Linked DNA regions of Homo sapiens: region 1 is linked to region 2. Evidence: read pairs that join two places in POLR2A ChIA-PET (ENCODE). Cell type or tissue: MCF 10A. All regions are shown on one strand. Links, peaks and the distances in the headings refer to the core of each region. The heading gives the core; the rest is flanking DNA.

Region 1 (10,087 bases), core at 3,987-7,986, 100 kb before region 2:
AGTACTACTTTCTGATGACTAACATCACCATTGTTTATATATTATCTCATTTAATTCTCCCAACAGTTCTGTGGTGGGGGGCAGTTATCCCACTTTATGGATGAGAAAACTGAGGCTTAAGGAGGTGAAATAACAAGCCCAGGGTCTCATGAGTGTCAAGTGGAGGAGCCTGTTCTGATTCTCAAGGCCCAACTTTGAACTATGTCAGTGTGGTGTTCCCTTGAGATAAGCATTGCATTTGAAGGCTGGACCTCTGCCATATTGTGAATTAATAAGAAATATTCTTTAGGCACCCCCTCAGTGATTTCCTGTTTCTTTCTCACCCACAATCATTCTTTTATGTCGTTCCCACACCGCTCAGTGGCCCTAGAGAAACTTAGGTACTGTAGGTGACATTAAGAAAAGAAGCTATTTCACCTGTTTTTGCTATCCCTCACAGATGGCATAATGCTTGAACCCAGGTTTTAATGTTTTAATGTTACTAGCTAGATAAAGTGGACTTTTTAAGGTTTAGGGGCTGCTTTCTTGCATTTGAACACAGTTCATCTCATTCATCTCCAAAATAACTTGCCATGTAGAGATAATTAACCTAATCTTGATTGCCCGAATTTTAGCCTATATCACAAATACTGAAAATTTCAGGAAGGGAAATATGTTTCACGTAAGTCCTCAGATCATCTTTAAATGGCAGCAGGCATTTCCACCTACATGCTGGCCTTGTGTCTGAGGAAGTTATCCATAAATTACTTTTTTAAAGTAACTTAGGAGGTGAGTGGTTACAAGACTATTATGAAATATGTTATTTTGGCACAAGCTCAAATGAGGCCTTGGAGAACAGGATGTGGTTCATTCTAGGCTAAATCTGTCTCTTGATTAGCTGGGTGAAATCGGGCAAGTCTCTTAACCTCTCTAGTCTCAAAAACTGTAAAATGTGAGGGGGATCGGTCCGGATGTACTTCAACATCTTTCCAAACTCTAACCTTCTGGGATTCCTTAGGCTCCACACCTGAAGAGAGTAACTAAAAGTAGGACACATAATTTTTAATCAAAGCCAAAAATTATTTCAAGACAGTGTTGTCATAATTAATACTCAGAAGTTCTTAAAGATACTTAGATGAAAGCTCAAAAGGAAAGATGATCATGGCTTAGAAAATTCAGTGAGTAATTAATTGCAGATGACTAATATTCTTCTGCCTGTTCCCCTCTCCCTTCAGGAGCACAGGAATAAGAAAAGCAATAAAAGTGACTCAAGTTCTTCCTGGCGTACCTAAGAAAAACAGCCAAAAGACATTTCTGATGTGATTTAGCATGTCGTTTTCTATCCTTGTTAATTACCATGAAATAGAACCTGCTTAATATCTAACACTACCTCTAGCCTAATTTGTAATTCCAAATAGTGTAATAATGTCCTTTGTCAGCAGCATCAAATAACCACAAGTTTCATTTCGCACAAAAGGTGGTAGTGCTCCATTTCTCCTGCTTCTTCAGTTCTTTTTTTGCAAGATTAGAGCAGATGTTTGGTCAGTCTTGTAACCAAGTGATTGTTTTCTCTAATGGAGGTGTTGGGCAATGATAATGAAAGTTCACAGTTCAAGTGAAAGGTTAAAGTAGGGAAGCATTGTCAAAGGTGGGATCACTAGTCTCCAACGAGGGGATTAGTCTGCAAGGCATCTTAGAAGCTGGTTGTTCATCTTTCCTCCTGTTTCCCATATCAAGAAACTAAGGCCAGAGAAGTTAAGGCCCTCGCCCATGGTAGCACAATGACAGTTTAGTGGGAGAGCCAGACCTAGACTCCAGGGCTCCTGATGGTCAAGTTCAGAATCCTTCTACCATGCCGCATTGCCTGTTTTTACGGTAACTAGATGTAGAGAAGAAAAATGGAAAGCAGGTAATTTGCAAACTATGCCATCCTGCTAATAAATTCACTGATTTTTGTGTGTTTGATTTCTGCTTTTGACATGAGATTTAAAGGTCTGGTTTTGTATGTTACAGAGTATACAGCATCTAAACAATCTAATTGTTACTTTTAGGAGAAAAAGAAAAATTTGTGGAATTAGCCATATTTTCTTCACAGAAAAAGACATTTCCATTTTTGGATGAGCTCAGAATACGTGCTCTTGACATTTGTATTAAGTATACTAATAACAACTCCTAGTGATACACTGGTGTGGTGTGGGTGTTTGTGTGTAAGTGAAAGTAAAACCAAATGAATTATTAAGACAGGATGAGAAGAGCCAGGAAGCGAAACAGGCCAGATCAGTGTCTGTCAGGACTCTTGCATCAGCCAAAGGCAGCTGCATCAAGGTGTACCCGGATTCCTACCGCTGGGAGTGTTTTCATGAACCAGTTTCCCTAATAGTCTGGTATGAACCTAAAGGCCACATCAGGAGGGCTTCTCCCTAGTTATGGTCCTTTTAACTCAGAATGAATGGAAGTGGTTTTTTGCAGGGAACCCAGAAAATTGATGCTACCCTGCAGTAGCTTTAGAATAAATTTTTTTTTCTCTTGACCTTCCTGGAGAAATTTGGAGACAAACAGTTCTGGAACACAACTAAGGTGCTGGAATCCCTCCAAAGTAAACCTGATCTTCTAAAAAACTGTTAAAAATGTATTTATTTTCTAGGACTTCACTTTTTTACGCAGTGGTTCCAGATTAGTAGAGATTAATTTCATACTTTTTTTTTTTTTTTTTTTTTTTTTTACTTTGAGTAAACCTAATCTTATAAAATTACTCCTAAGGTAGCTTTTGACCAATTGAGCCAATAGCAAAAGTGGAGGCATTGGTGTGCCCCTGTCTTGAGTATATTGTACCTGCTCTCACCCAGAATCCAGGGTGAGATGTATCTGAATTGCAGTTTTATCACTTCCTATTTGTATAGAAACATGGCAAGTTAGGTAATTTCTGTGAGCCTTCATTCCCCCATATATGAGTTAATATTATTTGGTTGGTGCAAAAGTAATTGCGGTTTTTGCCATTGAAAGTAATGGCAAAAACCGCAATTACTTTTGCACCAACCTAATGGGTGAAGAACCTGATGTACGGAAGATACCATACACCTAAATGGTAGCGGCTATTCTAGCCTAACAATTCATAGAGAAGAAGGAATAGATTGAGGTGTGTAGATTTTTCTGAGTAGTACTGTTTAAAGGTTGAGATGTATTGGAAAGGAAAAAATGTTAAAAAGGGTTAAAAAAATACATATATGTTCACGTCCTAAAATCTCCAAAGAATTGTTATGACACCATAAGTAGACCTGAATTCTTTTTTGGGGACTTTTCTTTGTAGAGATGGGGTCTCATTTTGTTGTCCAGGTTGGTCTCAAACTCCTGGCCTCAAGCAATCCTCCCGCCTTGGCCTCCCAAAGTGCTGGGATTATAGGCATGAGCCACTGTGTCCAGCTTGGAGCTGGATTCTTATCACTGGTCCCAGATGTTTTGAGTTAGTAGTTTGCACTGTAGCAAAGTTGTTATTTTTCTTTTAGAATTTGTTCCCTATTGCATTTTTTCTTTTAAGTCAACTTTTAAAAGAATCAAGATGTCCTTAGAATTTGTTTTCCCTATCTACATGGAAATGCATCATTAGAACTTAATGTCAAAGTCCCCTATCCCTTGCAATTAACACAAAGCACCTTCCAATCGGATGTTCTGCATCTATTGGGAAGTCAAAGGATAATGAGTGCATTGCTCTTTCAATTAAATTATAACGTGTGATAGGCAATGCTTGAATGATGCACTGGCCCAGAGTTAAATATTGAAAATCCACCAGAAGACAAGTTGACTTAGAATTATAAATAAGTCTATGGGCTCTAGTTATAAACAGGCAATGTTAATTTTCTACTAAAATACTGCAGGTAAACGTGGACAAGAAAATGTCCTGCTAAAAGCTGAGCATGAGGTTTGAAACGACTGATCCCTTCGTTCCCTGAAGTATGGAACATAAGATTCAGAAAATTAAATGATAGAGATTGTTCACTATAGTCTTTCCTGTCTGGTATAATGGTAGGTACTCTGTCAGCAAAGATCAAAAGTAATTTTCCTGCAATATCTGGGCATTGATTCCCCGCTTTCCCCCAAAAGTTAATCTCATGGTTTCTGTTCTCACTCTTTTTATATTAAAAAAATTCAAAATGAAAATCAGCTTCCTTTTCTTATGATTATATAAAATAATGTTCATTGTAAAATATACAAACGGTGAAATGTATGAAATTAAAATTGTTCAACAATAACTACCACTGATATTTCAATAATCATCCTTTCACGGTTATCTTTATGATGTTATTTATTGTGTAATTTTTTTCTCACATTCAGTCTTTTCCCCCTCACCTTGTCTCCATAGCCACTTTCCAAACAATAGTACAAAAATAGGAAATCCATACTTACAACTTGGTGTATACCTCTTTGTGTCTTTCCCCATGCTCATATAACATATGGAAACATAAGGACATAAATGTATTTTGAGTTGTATTGTTCTATAAATAATAAAAACCATATAGTACTATAGTTTAAAACCTCTTTTGCCATCACAGTAGAATTCTAGATTTTAATTTTTTTTAATTTTTTTTAATTTTTTTTTTTTTTTTTTTGGAGATGAAGTCTCACTCTTCTCCCCCAGGCTGGAGTGTGATGGCGCGATCTTGGCTCACTGCAACCTCCGCCTCCCAGGTACAAGCAATTCTCCTGCCTCAGCCTCCCAAGTAGCTGGGATTACAGGCATGCACCACCACACCTGGCTAGTTTTTGTATTTTTAGCAGAGACAGGGTTCCACCATGTTGGCCAGGCTGGTCTCTAATTCTTGACCTCAGGTGACCCGCCCACCTCAGCCTCCCAAAGTGCTGGGATTACAGGTGTGAGCCACCATGCCCGGCCGAATTCTAGATTTTTATAAATTTCTCTCTAGTTTTTTTATAGCTGTCTAGCTCTCTCCTAATTCAACTGCAGTTTTTCTTGGCAACCTGCCTTTTGAAGGATTCATGTGGCATTCACGTTTGTTTTTATAGAAGCCATTCTTTTTGAACTCATTTCATCAGTTTGATATAAAATTTATCTGATTGGAATAATAGGTCCAACTAGCTAATAGCTTGCCAATTCTTGGTAAACATATATAACCAGAGAAAAGCTCCCCCAACCTAGATAGAAGCCTGCAAGTTTCCAACATTCTGCTTCTGTTGTGGGTTTTACAGAGGGTTGGGAAAACTTTTATTATATACATAATTGTTTCCTGCTATTTGTACCTGGATGGTAGAGACTGCACGTGCTTTTCTGTGTCTCCTCCACTATTACTCCTGTAATATTATCCAGAGATTCTTTTATATCTGTGGTTATGTGGGAAAAAAAGGATTTGTTGAAAATGGCCAAACTTACTCTTACTAACTTTGCATATAATGTACTTTAAAGGATGTTCTGATACCTTTCTCTTCACTTATATTTTGAGGTAAGCTTATTCGATGTGTCACATATTACAGTTCTCTGAAGCCTCTTGCATGTTTCACATTGTGCTGACAAGATGTAGTTTTTCCCTTGATATATGTCTCGTTTTTGAATCAGAGTTCTTATTATCAAGTCTTAGTCTTTAGCTGTGCAAATGTGTCCCTTCTCCCACCTCCCCAAATAGCTTGGGCATTACTGCCAAATATTAGATTGGTGCAAAAGTAATTGCGGTTTTTGCCATCAAAAGTAATGAAAACCGCAATTACTTTTGCACCAACATAATAACTTCATACTCTTTATTGTATCGAGTATGCAGTCTACAAATTACAGTGAAGTAGCAGGCCCGGGGTGCCAGTGTCTGGAATTTGGTCAGCTAGAGAGCAGGTTGGTTGATATCGTAAGTCCAGCATCTCTGAAGACAAGTATAGGGAAAGTTAGCTAAGTTGTAAGGGATGGGCTGGGACCACAGCCCAAGCAGATCAAGTGTCAACTCTGGGAAAACACAAAGGGATGAGTCAGAGATTCAAGTGTAGAATTCCGTGGAGAGAGAGAGGGTCATGGGACTAGGGAGAGAAGCTGCAGAGTGGGGAGGATGGAAGCTTTGTTTGACAAAGCTATATGTCAAGGTCTAAACACTAGGCCTTAGAAGTAGATCAAGTAGCAACAAAATAATGGTATTTGATACTGGAATCATTTGGGGGGAAGTTATGTCCCCAGGATGGTGAAAGGGCATGGCAGGCCATGCAGAATTGATAACTAGCTTTTACTTTGTACTCCTCTCATAAGTTATTTAGGTTTCTACAAAATGTACCTACTTTGTCCGAACCTTTAAAGAGGTCAGAAGCAAAAAACAAGTGAGAGGTAGTGACGATGTTCATTTAGAGTCTGTACAGCTCGTCTGTTCAGTAATTGCTCAGTGAAGTGGAACAGGAAGAAGCTGATGGCCACTTGGCTGCACTCAGTCTGTGTGAACTGGTTTCTTCTATTTTATGATCCTGGATTATCTGTCTACAAGAAGTAGTGGAAAAAATAAATCCATTAACTCCATGTGGCCTATGGCAGATACTGGGGATTAAAAAGTACAGGGATTCCTAGCCTCATCTCAAGAAAAAGGTGACAGAAAATACTAACCTTATTGTTTGCCACCACATCATCAGAGTCAATGGATAATACTTTTTTCCCTTATCTTTTTCACATTTGATTAAGAAAAATAACTACAAGAGGTGCACAGAAAATTCGGGAATTTGTTTTTAGAAAGTTGTTACTGCTCTTTATCTGGTATGCTTTGACTATTTCTAGGAAAGTGTTGTTTCTGTGGTTGGGCTGGCACTTTTTTTTATATGATTAACTATTTCTTCACTGATGATTTTTTTCCTCAGAGTTACACGTTACATAATATATAAAGGAAACCTGGAAAATCTTAGTTAAAGCAATTTAAGAAGTGCTTTATTTTTGAGAATGGCAAAAATAAAAGAAGCAGAATGTGTTTGATCTGTATATCTATAAGTCACGTGAATGATGGACTGAGTTTAAATGTAGTTGCTTTTTCTGTATATATTATAAAGACTAGAGCTTTTGATTAAAGTTCCAAAATAAAGAAGCAGTTTGCCTATAAAGTCACTGCTGATTAGTCTAAATCAAAGCAGAAACATTATCCCCTTTGAAGAAAATTTATGAGTAAAGGGCTCAAGGATCTGTTATTACAACTTGTCCCTCAGATGTCAAAGTACCCTAGGAACCCCTATACCGGGATGTCTTTTGGAATAAGCTTATGAACCACATAAAAATCTCACTCATAGACAGTTCTTAGACAGTGTTAGAATGTGTTTTATTGTAAAACCAGTTAACTTCATAGTCACACGTGAGCTGTAAGCTGTCCCTTGCCATTTAAGTAGTACTAATGGGGATGTCATTTACAGTAATAGCTCTCTGTTTTCTCTAATTAAGGGGCTCTTTGTGGTTTCATTTTATAATAAAAACATGGATCTATGCTTTCATAACTTCATTTCACTTGCTTTGTTTCTACCCTTAGATTTGTTTTCAATTTCAGCTCAACACATTTAAAAATTGTCCATTCAAAGAAATTGGTTAAAAAATTGTAGGTATTGTATTAGTTTACTAAGTATGTTTCCCTCTCCCATAACAATTAGAAAATAATTCTTGTTTCTATTTGCTTTTTTATTGTGGTAAAATATACATAATATGAAACATAATTTTACCCATTTTAAAATGTATATTCAGTGATATTTAGTCCTTTTTTTTCTTTTTTTTTTTTTATTATTTTGAGACAGAGTCTCGCTCTGTTGCCCAGGCTGGAGTGCAGTGGCACAATCTCGGCTCACTGCAGCCTCTGCCTCCTGGGTTCAAGCGATTCTGCTGCCTCAGCCTCCCAAGTAGCTGGGATTACAGGCATGTGCCACCACATCTGGCTAATTTTTGTATTTTTGTAGACATGGGGTTTCACCATGTTGGCCAGGCTGATCTTGAACTCCTGACTTCAGGTGATCCACCCGCCTTGGCTCCCTAGAGTGCTGGGATTACAGGTGTGAGCTACCACACCCAGCCTTTTTAATTTTTTTACAGGATAACCCATTACTGACAGATGTTTTTTCACTGGATAATAAATGGAGAGATCTGAGGTTACTCAGAAATACACTTTTAATAAGACTTTGAACACCATATGTTAGTTGATGAAATAAGAATATAGCAAGGCACCTTAATCTGCTATTTCATTTTGCTTTCCCTCCCTGAAAAGAGCTCGTATCATAATTTACTGTTCATTGATTCATTAATTTAACAATATTTAAGACTCTCTTATCTGACAGTCTACCTTAGTAAAAAAAGGAAAACGACCTACCATCTAGGGATCTTACCTTTAGACTTGTGTGTAGGGTGTTACACAAGAAGACAATCAATTATAATATATTGTGGAAATGTCTAGAAGGGTGAAAACTGGAATGTAAAATGGAAGTCTAGAAAACTGGAATGTAAAATGTCTAAGCCTCTCTAGCAGAGACGAGCAAGTTTTACCAGAACTTGGTGAAGAGTGAGAAGGCATTTACCAGCTGGGAGGCCTAAGTGGGAGCAGACTAGTCACACTGAGCAAATAGCACGTCCCAAGGGGTAGCATTTGGAGCCACCAGGGTGTCAATGGTGAGTGGCAGTGGGTTTTCAGTGGTGGTGCTCTGGTGTGTGTGTGTAGAAGAAGATGGCGGGCAGGCTAGAGGGCAGCTGGGAACTTCAGGATGGACCTGGTGCCCCTGATACACTGATGTTTCCGAAGCGTATCCTTTGAGATGTTCCCAGTTGTCACTTAAGATGGGAGTAGGAGGAGAGAGAGCAGTTTGGACAGCCAAATAAGTTTGAGGGAATGTTCAATAAAAACAAGCTTTCTTTCTGGCTGTAGGACTTCTGAGAGCATCACTTTACTATGTGTATTCCCGATTTTCCTAGGGTGAGAAAACACATGAACTGTTTCCTAAATGCACTGACCGCAGAACAATTAACCACTCCTTCCACCCTCATTGGAAGTGTTGCTGCAAGCCTTGGCGACCCATTAAAACATTTTACTCTTAAGACTCTGGATCTACTTTCACCCCATCCTCTCTATAAGGTTATGAATGTTTTTAATGTGTTAAACATTTCCAAAAATCCTGATGATATCCAGTGACTGAAGTCAAGGATTCTTAAGCCTATATAGTCTCCTCAGACTTAGTTTCAATCACATTAAAATATGTACTAAATGTACAAATGTCACATAGATCCATACTCCCTTTATTGTGAAATGCTGTAAATAAAACATATCCTAGCTGTTTCTTGTTTTAAGTTTGTTTTTTTAATGGCTGATGAATCAATTAGAATGGATTTTTTTTTAATTTAAAAAAGAGATAGGGTCTCACTACATTGCCCAGGCTGGTCTCAAAGTCCTGAGCTTAAGCAGTCCTCCTACCTTGGCCTTCCAAATTGCTGGGATTACAGGCGAAGAATGGAATATTTTCAATGTTGAAAGGATCTTGAAATTTATAGTTAAAAACCTTTGTTACTATTGGACATAGTCCAATAGTAGAACAAATAATTTATTTAGACAATATAAAAACATATCCTCTGTGGTGGGATTATGGAGAATTAATTTTCTTCATGCTTATTTGGATTTCCTATATATATTTTTTACAATGAATACTTAACTGCTTGTGTATTATAAAAATGTATTAATAAAGACATTAAACTGTAATAAAAATGGGAAACCAGCATGAAGGAATGCTTCTGGAAGGTTGCAATTCAAATTATGTTACTAGGCATATATTTTGCTCTGGTCAAAAGAAGTTTACAATCACAATATACTATTATTTTTTTCTCTTTCATATCCCAGTGTTTTGTTTAGTGCTATATCTTCAGTTCTTAGAATAATGCCTAGTAGTAGACTTTCTTCTATATGCTGCAGCTTTTTATCTTTTTGTTCATCTCTTTTTGAGACAGGGTCTCACTCTGTTGCCCAGACTAGAGTACAGTGGCATAATCTCTGCTCACTGCCACCCTGACCTCCTGCGATCAAGCAATCGTCCCAAGTAGCTGGGACCATAGGCGTGTGTTACCACACTTGGCTAATTTTTTATTTTTTATTTTTGTAGAGACAAGGTCTCCCTATGTTGCCCAGGCTGG
Region 2 (10,087 bases), core at 2,690-6,689:
AATGTGACATAAACAGGATAATCAGGTCATTTGCTTATTGTTCTGCTGAGGATTTTTTTTTTTTCTTTTCTACCCACTGTCAAAAGTGAGTAGCAAAAAACAAAGCAAGAAGTGGGTGAACACTGAAAAACTATAAAGCACTATACAAGATGTTAAGTGACTTTTTTTTTTTTTTTTTTTTTTTTTGGAGACAGAGACTTGCTCTGTTGCCAGGCTGGAGTGCAGTGGCATGATCTTGGCTCACTGCAACCTCTGCCTCCCGGGTTCCAGCAATTCTCCTGCCTCAGCCTCCAGAGTAGCTGGGACTACAGGCGTGCGCCACTACACCCAGCTAATTTTTGTATTTTTAATAGAGACGAGGTTTCGCCCTGTTGGCCAGGCTGATCTCAATCTCCTGACCTCGTGATTTGCCCGCCTCGGCCTCCCGAAGTGCTGGGATTACAGGCGTGAGTCACCGCACCTGGCCGCGACTTTTATTTTTAAAGAAAAGGAAAGCTGAAAGAAATAAGTAAATTTCATTTTTTTCCCAAAATGAAAAGGGTAAGATATGCAAAGAGGAAAAGAAGTAAGTTTCTGTGAAATTCAGTACATCCTTAAGACTATAGCATTTGAGTCAGATAGAAGAGATTAGATTCTTTCTCTGGGTTCTGATGGTTGCATGGGTGTGTGTGGGGCGAGTGATGTGGTATTGCTTTCTAATCAACTTCTTACTGCCTTCAGGCATTATCAGTGTTCTTTCTTCCTGGATGTCAGAGCCACTTCTAATAATGACTGCTTTCAGCTAAACAACAGTAGGCATTCTCTTCGAAGGGGTAAAAATGACTTGGGTCATTTGTAGGCTGCAGCTCTTCATAGTCATTCAAATTCAGCATATTCTGATGGACAAGGCCATTACACAGTATTAATAGCTTTACCATCTCACCATGATAGTGATTACAGTAGTTCTTTAATATCGCTGCTGAAATGAAAGAGATAAATCTACACATGAGAAACATGCTTTTTTTTTCTAACATAGAGATAATGTAAAGACACAGTATTAAATTTTAAAATTTCAAAATTTACAAAACAAAGTTTCTTAAAAAACAGAATATTTAAAGTTATGCCCAGCATGACACAATTTTTTTTTTTTAAATAGAGATGTGTGTCTTATTAGTTGCCCAGGCTGGTCTTGAACTTCTGGGCTCAAGCACTCTTCCCACCTCAGCCTCCCAAAGTGGTGGGATTACAAGTGTAAGCCACTGTGCCTGGCCACAAACCATATTTTAGAAAGTGCACTGGACAGGCACAGTGGCTTACACCTGTAATCCCAACACTTTGGGAGGCTAAGACAGGAGGATTGCCTGAGGCCAGGAGTTCCAGACCAGCCTTGGCAATACAAGGAGACTCTGTCTCTACAAAAAGTTAGCCAGGTGAAGTGGTGTGTGCCTGTAGTCCCACCTACTCAGGGAGGCTAAGTTGGGAGGATCGCTTGAGCCCAGGAGCTTGAGGCTGCAGTGAGCTATGATTGTGGACTGCACTTCAGCCTGGGAGACACAGCGAGACCCCATCTCAAAAAACCAAAAAAATTGAAAAATTAAAAAAAAAAGTGCATTGGAAAAGAATTCTCATCCTTTTTAAAAAAATATGGTTTGATTTTTAAATGTATTTTTTTCTTGATAAATGTAATGGTCATTTGAAAGTGCAAATTATAGACTGTGTCAACAAGATTACTTTTGCCTTGGCTATACGCAATACAAACTCAGAAAGATTGATGCATCTGGGGAAAACAAAGTAAATCCTATCCTTTTTAGTCTGTTTGACATATTAAAGTGACCACTGAAGAAGAAATGAGGGCATTAATCTCGATTCTATCACCCCTTTGCTGGGTAAAATTGGGGAAGATTTAACCTTGAGGCCTCATTATCTCATCTAGAAAATAATGGGATAGGTTTAAATCTCTGAGGTGCAATAGCATTCTAATGTTTACACTTCAATACATATGGCTTCTTCTAAAATATTCTTAGTCATTATGGTTTATATGTCATGATCTGAGGAAGAACCCCCACCCCACTGCCTTTTTTTTTTTTACACATTAAAACAGAACGAAGCCAAAACAAAAATAAATTTTATTCTTCTGTCTTATACTGTATGTATATCCCAACTCAGTCACTTCTTGTCCTGCATGGAAATAAAAGTGGGATAGGGAACATGAAAGAAAGTATATCGTTTTTAGAAAGGATCTTATAAGAAAACAAAACAAAACAGGTGCTAGGATCAGAGGTCTTCAAGAAAGCTGACTTTGGGGCACAAAAATGCCTCGAAGGGTCAGAAGCAGGAGACAGACTGGATAGAAAGCATCACGATAGGACTTTAAACAGGGTAGGGAACACAAGGTAGAAATTGGACCAGATAGTTAAATATATGAACTCAGAAGAAACATCCTACTTACAAATAAATCTGCCCTGAAGGAGTTTTAGGTAGAGGGTAGGGATGACAAAGGCACATTAAGGCAATTTTCAAATATACTGGCCAAAAGGGGATGCCCAGAGAGAACTTCTGCCCCTTACACATAATGGACACCAGCAAATGATTAACAGTATTGGCAAGGGAGGGGTTTTTTTTAAAGACATTTTAATTCTTTGTCATTATAGTATAAATTAAATATGGATATATTGGAATAAGTCCCAGTTTTTGTGAAAAGATACAGAACTAAACAAAAACAAAGAAATAAGTCCAGTCACTAGGAAAGCAAGTCTGTTTCTCTCAGAGGGCTTTCTGGAGTTTTGCCCATAGAATTGAAACGTGCATTTTCAGACCCATTATGTGTTGTTTTTGAGAATTCTTAAAACAGTGGTTTTCAAAGCGTGGTCTGGGAACACCTGAGGCTCTCCAGACCCTTTCAGGTGTCTAGGAGAGTAAAACTGTTTTCATAATAACGCTAAGATGTTATTTGCCTCTTTCACTCTCACTCTCTCATGAGAATACAGTGGAGTTTCCCAGAGACGACATGAACTGTAATATTGTAAAAGATTGAACGCAGAAGCAGATGTAAGAATCCAGATGTCTTCTATTAAGCTTGACATTAAAGGCAGTTTCAAAAATATAAAACAGTGCTACTCATCTCACTATTTTTATTTGAAAAATGGCCTTTTTAATGTTATCTATGTGAAGATGTTTATTCTTAAGTGAATAGCATTTAAAATATTTTGTTTCTGCGTTTAATATTATAAATATCAGTAGATATCGCCTACATAAGCCAAAGCTCTTTGAGGGTCTTAGAACAATCTTAAGTGTGTAAAGGAGTCCTGAGACCACAAAGCTTGAGAATATTCTAGAGGATATGTGATTCCTCTAGACCTTATTAAACAGTGGGAGGGGCAGTTAGTACAGCACAAATTTACCTAGGGGACCTTTTTCATGGTTACCTATGAGGCACTTCAGTAAGAATTTTCACAACAAACAAAGCAAGCAAGGCCATTGTTATTCTTCCCATTTTTTAGATAGGAAAAGTGAGGAGTAGAGAAAGTGAGTGATTTACCAAAGATTGCAGTTAAGTAGAGCTGGAATCATTTGGTACTTAGACTCCCAGTTCCATATGTTTCCATTTCATTTTGCTGACTGAGCTGACTGCATTGATAGCAGAATAAATCATCAATCTTCTAGCTGACCTCAGTATAATCAATGGCAACCCCCACCTCTTTGTAAAGAAAAAATGTCAGACCAGTTTAATATTTGCTATGACAAAATAAATAACAGGCATTATTACTCATACCCTGAATGATATCAGTGCCTTTGAAATTCACTGACCAGGTGGAAAATGTATCACGGGAAAATGGGATAGCATATACCTTGGGAAAATACAACAAAACAAAGCCCTCATTTTTGTAAACAGAGCATGGAGGACATGCTAGCAAGATGGAAAAGAAGATTCCAGGAAGGCCCATCAGGATCTGTAAAGTGAATATTTGCTTGTGATGTGAGTGTTCATGGTAAAAAAAGGCAAAATGATTATACTCTGGTGTATTGGAAAGAGCGTGACTTGTACAGCAAGCTAGGAAGCGATTCTTTATAGAGCAACTCTGGCAACTTCCTTTAGAGGACAGCGTCTAGTTCTGTCATTATACTTGTAAAAGGTGAGAAATGCGGGAGCTTCTGAAGCATATCCATGGCACGATTAGCACACAGAATTCTGGAGGGAGAGGGAGGAGGAAGGAACTTGGAATAATTGCTTGCTAGAAAGTCAGGGAGGGGTCACTGGTAGTTGCCTGTGGTATAAACTGTGTGTTTCTTTGATTTCAACACCATGTGTCAACTTGGATCTTTTGGAAATATAAAATATTTCTGCTCTGTACTTCATTACATCTAGCAGATGTTGCTTTATGTTTTTGAACCCCATTTGCAGAATGAACATGATATCATATAACATACTCCTAAAAACAGAAAAGAGGAAACTAGTTAACTGGCCTCTTAGCAGAACAGTTTTAGGAAGGTCCAGACTTTTAGTCACTGCCTGTCTGAAGTACAAAAGTAGAATATATTCTACAAAGAAAAGAAGTAACACAACATGTTCATTGATGTAAACTGAAGGAATGTTCACTTACATTTTTAGACAAATTAAAAAATACGTGGCAGGTTGACCAAGGAGGGTAGTCTATTACTGAATGGCTGTCTCCTTCCCACTCCTCATCCCCTCTTATTTAAAAATGAAAATGTGTTCTTGCAGTATTTACCAGTGATCAAAAAAAAATACAGACAAAAGAAAAAGAAAATTCCTCTTTTCCATGACTCAGTATTTTTAGGTTATCACAAACCTATTCAGCTTCTGAATCTTATTAAAGTCAAAATATTGAGTCAATTCATCAGCACTAAGCTATTCAATTTTTGCTTTATGCATGTTTTGAAAGCAAGGCTTGATATAGATGGTGTATTTATGTAACAATGGTGTTACTCAATGACCTTGCATTTTTCTGCACATGCTATCTTAATGGAAATTTACTGGAAAATTCTTGCCAGAATAAACACATTCCTTCAGGAGTGAAAGGCTTAATGTACTTCTAGTTCAACTGCACCTTTTTCCCTTGAGCAGATAAACCCAATTATTTGGCGTTAGTCATTATACTTCACACAGTTTACAGTACTTATTGTGGTCTCACAGGGGGGTAAGAGTTAAAGGAGACAGAAGTAAGGTGGTCAATTTCACACTATGAGAGAGAAAACAAAAGGATAAGGCATCTGTCTATTTGACATGCAATACGAAAAATGAAGCTGGCAGTCATCTGTAAATTAACATTAGCTATCCTGGTAAGGCAGAAGTAAGGAATATGAACAATACAGATAAGTTGAGCTGCTGAACCAGAAATTTAAAAATATATATTTTTTATTTTTAAGAGAGGGATGACTTTCTCATTTACATGTTAATTTAAGAATCAGGAGTGAAAACTCTACAAGAAAAATACTGGCTATGTAGTGGCCATTGGGGCCGGATATGGGGACCCAGGTGGAATACAGAGATGTAAACAGGACGATTGAGGCCAGGGAAGGAGGAAGTACCCCTTGAATTAAGGGATGAAGAAGGCAAACAATGAACAATGGAGACTTAAGGAAAGAGATTCACAAACATGTCTAGACTTAGGCTTGTTGGCCCCTGTCCTAATTCCCACCCATCGCCACCCCAAGGTTGCTACTGGGGAGAGAGTATAGTGATTGTTTATTCATGTATGCAACCAGCATTAATAAAGTTTGTAATCAAGGCAGGAAGAATCATCTTTAAAGGAATAAAACTGGCTTATTAGCATATTAAAGCTAAGTGCTCAGTTATACTGCATTTATTTGCAGCAATAAACAATTAAGTTCCTTGCCTTTTTCTAACCAGTTGGAATTAAGCTGCTGGATAGATTCGCCCAGAGTTTAGTGACCCTCTCCCTTATGTACTATTAAAATCCTACTATTTTAAACAATTTTGGGAAAGGTTAGTTTAAATGTGAATGTTCACACACTATTATTTTGTTGTAATTTTAAAATTATTTTCAATATGTACAGTAAGTAAAACCAATCTGGCAAACAAAGAATTACTTCCTGGAAGTCCTTCTTGAGAGAAGCAATCTGAAAATTAGAATAGCAAAACAGTTATTCAACTATTGTCCTCACTCAAATTGTATTCTTTAAAAAAATTTATTGTTAGTCCATTCTCACGCTGCTTGTAAAGACATACCTGAGACTGGGTAATTTGTAAAGGGAAGAGGTTTAATTGACTCACAGTTCAGTATGGCTGGGGAAGCCTCAGGAAACTTAAATCATGGCAGAAAGGGAGGCAAACACACCCTTATTCACATGATGGCAACAAGGAGAAGTAACAAGCCAAAAGGGGAAAAGCCCCTTATGAAACCATCAGATCTCATGACAACTCACTCACTATCACGAGAACAGCATGAAAGTAACTGCCCCCATGATTAAATTACCTCCTGTTGGGTCCCCCCAGGACTCATGGGGCTTATGGGTACTACAATTCAAGATGAGATTTGGGTGGGGACATAGCCAAACCATATCAACCGTATATAAAGGAAAGGCATCAAAGCTGAAAAATTTCTTCTTTTAAGGAATCGGGCATGGTCTTCTCTATAAATAATAATAAAACAAAAAATTATTTTATTATATATAGGTTTTTATTATAAGCTCCTTTAATTCAATTTTAGAAGTAGGTAAGATATGAATTATAACAAAAAACATTGTTTACTTGAAGTTATACAAATACTCTTATTTATTCAATTTATTCTTCATAGATAATATCTGAGAGAGAAATGTTTGAGGTAATTCCAAGCTATTCAGAATTGCTAATAAATGAGTTTGTACCCCAGTTTTGAATTTTTAATACATATAAATCATGGGTCCATTTATAAATAAAGATTAGAAATTTCTTTCTACAGTAGATTATAACAGCAAACTTAAATCATCCTATTTATATTTTGATTTCAAAAATAAAATGGAAATTCAAATAGTGCTTCATCGGTTGAAGATATTTGCTGTATAAGAGTTGACTAAGTTTGGTTTATGAATATAAATGATAAACACAAGAATTATATAAAATTCATTCCCAATTAATAGTCTGTAATCAAGATTTAATGTGTTGCTTTTTAAAAACAAAGTTTCAGGTTTAAATGAGTCTTATGCCTGGGTGTGGTGGCTCATGCCTTTAATCTCAGTGCTTTGGGAGGTTGAGGTGGGAGGATCAGTTGAGGATCATTTGAGGCCAGGAGTTTCAGACCAACCTGGGCAACACAGCAAGACCCCATGTCTGCCAAAAAAAAAAAAATTAGCTGGGCAATATGGTATATACCTGTAGTAGTAGCTCCTCAGGAGACTGAGGTGGGAAGATCACTTGAGCCCAGTAATTTGGAATTAAAGTGAGCTATGGTCACATTGGTGCACTCAAACCTTGGCAACAGAGCAAGACCTTGTCGCTAAAAAATATATTTGAAAAATGAGTCTTCATTTAATGTAAATGGAAAAATAATTTACCATGTTGCTATTTGTACTTCCCCATACTTTTCTGTGGAGCATGAAACTGTTTATTCTACAAGCATATTATAATCCATAGTAAACTGTTCCAAAATATATATTCCTTTAGTTTTATTAAGGATAACTTAAGGAGTTAATAAATTCTCCAGCTTGTTGCTGTGATGTCTTAGAAATTATACTGCTTCCTTTTGTACTAAAATAAACCATGGGTTCTTTTGAATTTACAGTCGCAGATATGGCCAGTACACTATGAACCAGGAAAGCACCACCATCAAAGTTATGGAGAAGCCTCCATTTGATCGATCAATTTCCCAGGATTCTTTGGATGAACTATCTATGGAAGACTATTGGATAGAACTAGAAAACATCAAGAAATCTAGTGAAAACAGCCAAGAAGATCAAGAGGTGGTTGTTGTCAAAGAGCCTGATGGTAATAACTAACTAAATAAAGCTTTTGTTGTTTGTATATGTATTTATAGGAAATGAATGCATAGAAAGGAAGAGAACAAAAAAAAAATTAAAGCTAGGACCACCAAAAAAAGATACTGCCTTTCAACTTGAAAAATACTTGTTTGAGGCAGATTTATGGATGCAACTGCCAGATACAAGTGGCATAAGTAAGTTAGCTTAGTCATAGATATGGCTGGAATGTTGTTGGCTAAGCTCACTGTATCATAGCTTTTTAGAGTTAGACTTCATCTTTGAAACCATCTAACCTCCCTTTAAATTTCTTCTGTGATGTGGTAGCCACATTGTCATTTGGTCTCTAGTGAGTGCAGATGGTGATAGAGCACTGCTTTGCAGTGAGACTGTTTTTCCAGTGGTCAGTCAGCTTGAGTTCTTTTGATCTTTGTTTTATTGATTTATAATCTGCTGTCCTCTAACTTTGACTCTCTTGCTGTAGTTATGCCTTTGGGACGAACAGAAGAAGGCTCTTCTATTTTTACATGATAGCCTTTCATATACTTGAGAATATTTATCTTGTTCCTAGCCAAGACATTTCTAGAAAGAAAATTCACATAAACCAATTTTTGTGGGTGGTTTTCAAAGACCTGTTGTGGTCCTGGCTATTTTGTCATTCAAAGTATACTTCTCCAGATTGGATGCAACGGCTCATGTTTAGCCAACTAATCTAAAAATATAGAGTTGGACAGTAGATGGTGGCATTACTGTTTTTAGCTTCCATATTTACTTCTTTCTTGTATTTGGTGCATAATTTCTGTAGAGTCACTTTCCAGCCATATTTCCCATTCTCTGCTATAATATTTGATATTCTGGGAGAAACATGTAAAACTTTAAAGTTTTTTTGTACCGTTTCTTTTAATCTCTGAAATTCAAGCAGTTGCTAAGTTTTTCATGTCCAATTCTCTTGTCTGTTGTATTAGCTTTCTTTCTATGCCTTGTGCCATCTATACATTTGTAAGTATGTTTATATAAGTTGATGTATAAATGCCAAAATGTGAGAGCCCCAATCAGTGCTTTGTGATCCACTAATAGAGACTTCCTTCTCAACACAATGACTTCTTAACTAAATGACTTAGGATCTAATTAACTAGCAAAATCTATATAAATAAGATTTTTTTCCTTGGCTACACATTGCTTGAAAAATCTACCAACATTAATTTAAAAAGAAGACTTGGGGTTTTTTCTTAATTTAATTTCTTAGATCTAAAAACACTACGGTTAACTTATTCTTTAACTTCTTGTTATTTTTCTCTCATTGTTTCCCAAATATGATAGCAATAAAGTCAAGCTTATTTGTGATAATTAATAGTATCTCTCACCCTTTCTTTCTCCATGTTTCAAGATGGAAGTAGCATACTAGTCTGCTGAATAAGGAGAGAATATGTTTGAGAAAGCAGCGTTTAAGCCTGATACATAGAAGTATGTCATTAGCTGTTTGATAAGTCTCCAACACTAATTAGAGTCATTGATTATTATGCACTATGTGATCATCAAGAAGATTGGGAATGTTTTCTACATGCCCACACCTTTTCTTAGACTTTAAATTGTTTAAGTTTTACTTCTACTTTTTAATGGAAAAAATGACTCTACATAGTAATCTTGTTTATTTTCCTTGTTGTGTAACAATATCAGGTTTTTTTTCTGGCAATCTGGTTTTATACACCAATACTGAGTTCTACTTTAAAAGCATAAATAATAATGGCTGACTTTTGTTTGTTTTTTTTTTTTTTTTTTTTTTGAGACAGTCTCACTCTGTCGCCCAGGCTGGAGTACAGTGGCACAATCTCGGTTCATTGCAACCTCTGCCTCCCAGGTTCAAGAGATTCTCTTGCCTCAGCCTCCCTAGTAGCTGGGATTACAGGCATGTACTACCATGCCCAGCTAATTTTTGTATTTTTTGTAGAGAGGGGGTTTCACCATGTTGGCCAGGCTGGTCTCGAACTCCTGACCTCAAGTGATCCACCCACCTCAGCTTCCCAAAGTGCTGGGATTACAAGCCTGAGCCACCATGCCCGGCCTTGCTGACTTACTTTTTATGCTAGTAAACTGTTTTTGTTGTCTGGTGTGCACAGTGCCTAGCACTGGCTTATGTCTCTTGAAGTCAAAGTTATTAATACTTGATTTCTGC

Evidence for each region. ChIA-PET counts read pairs that join two places held together with the same protein. Peaks named below come from ENCODE experiments on the same cell type or tissue, not always from the same donor. Only the 100,000 strongest peaks of a DNase experiment are listed, where the experiment ranks them.
Region 1: POLR2A ChIA-PET joins it to region 2 with 6 read pairs; 6 of 35 experiments call an interaction of 5 or more read pairs at or near these places.

What each region holds. Positions count from the first base shown.
Region 1 is chr6:129,740,671-129,750,757 of GRCh38, reverse strand. No RefSeq gene overlaps it. Among named protein-coding and RNA genes, the nearest start is that of ARHGAP18, 36 kb to the right of the region's middle. RefSeq lists an enhancer at 2,102-2,401. In MCF 10A, for the core only: no CTCF peak of the experiment used is centred there; a DNase peak (open chromatin) is centred at 5,927.
Region 2 is chr6:129,639,653-129,649,739 of GRCh38, reverse strand. ARHGAP18 (Rho GTPase activating protein 18) reads left to right here. Exons shown (of 15, transcript NM_033515.3): 2 at 7,722-7,924. Among named protein-coding and RNA genes, the nearest start is that of ARHGAP18, 65 kb to the left of the region's middle. RefSeq lists an enhancer at 2,499-2,578. In MCF 10A, for the core only: no CTCF peak of the experiment used is centred there; a DNase peak (open chromatin) is centred at 4,979.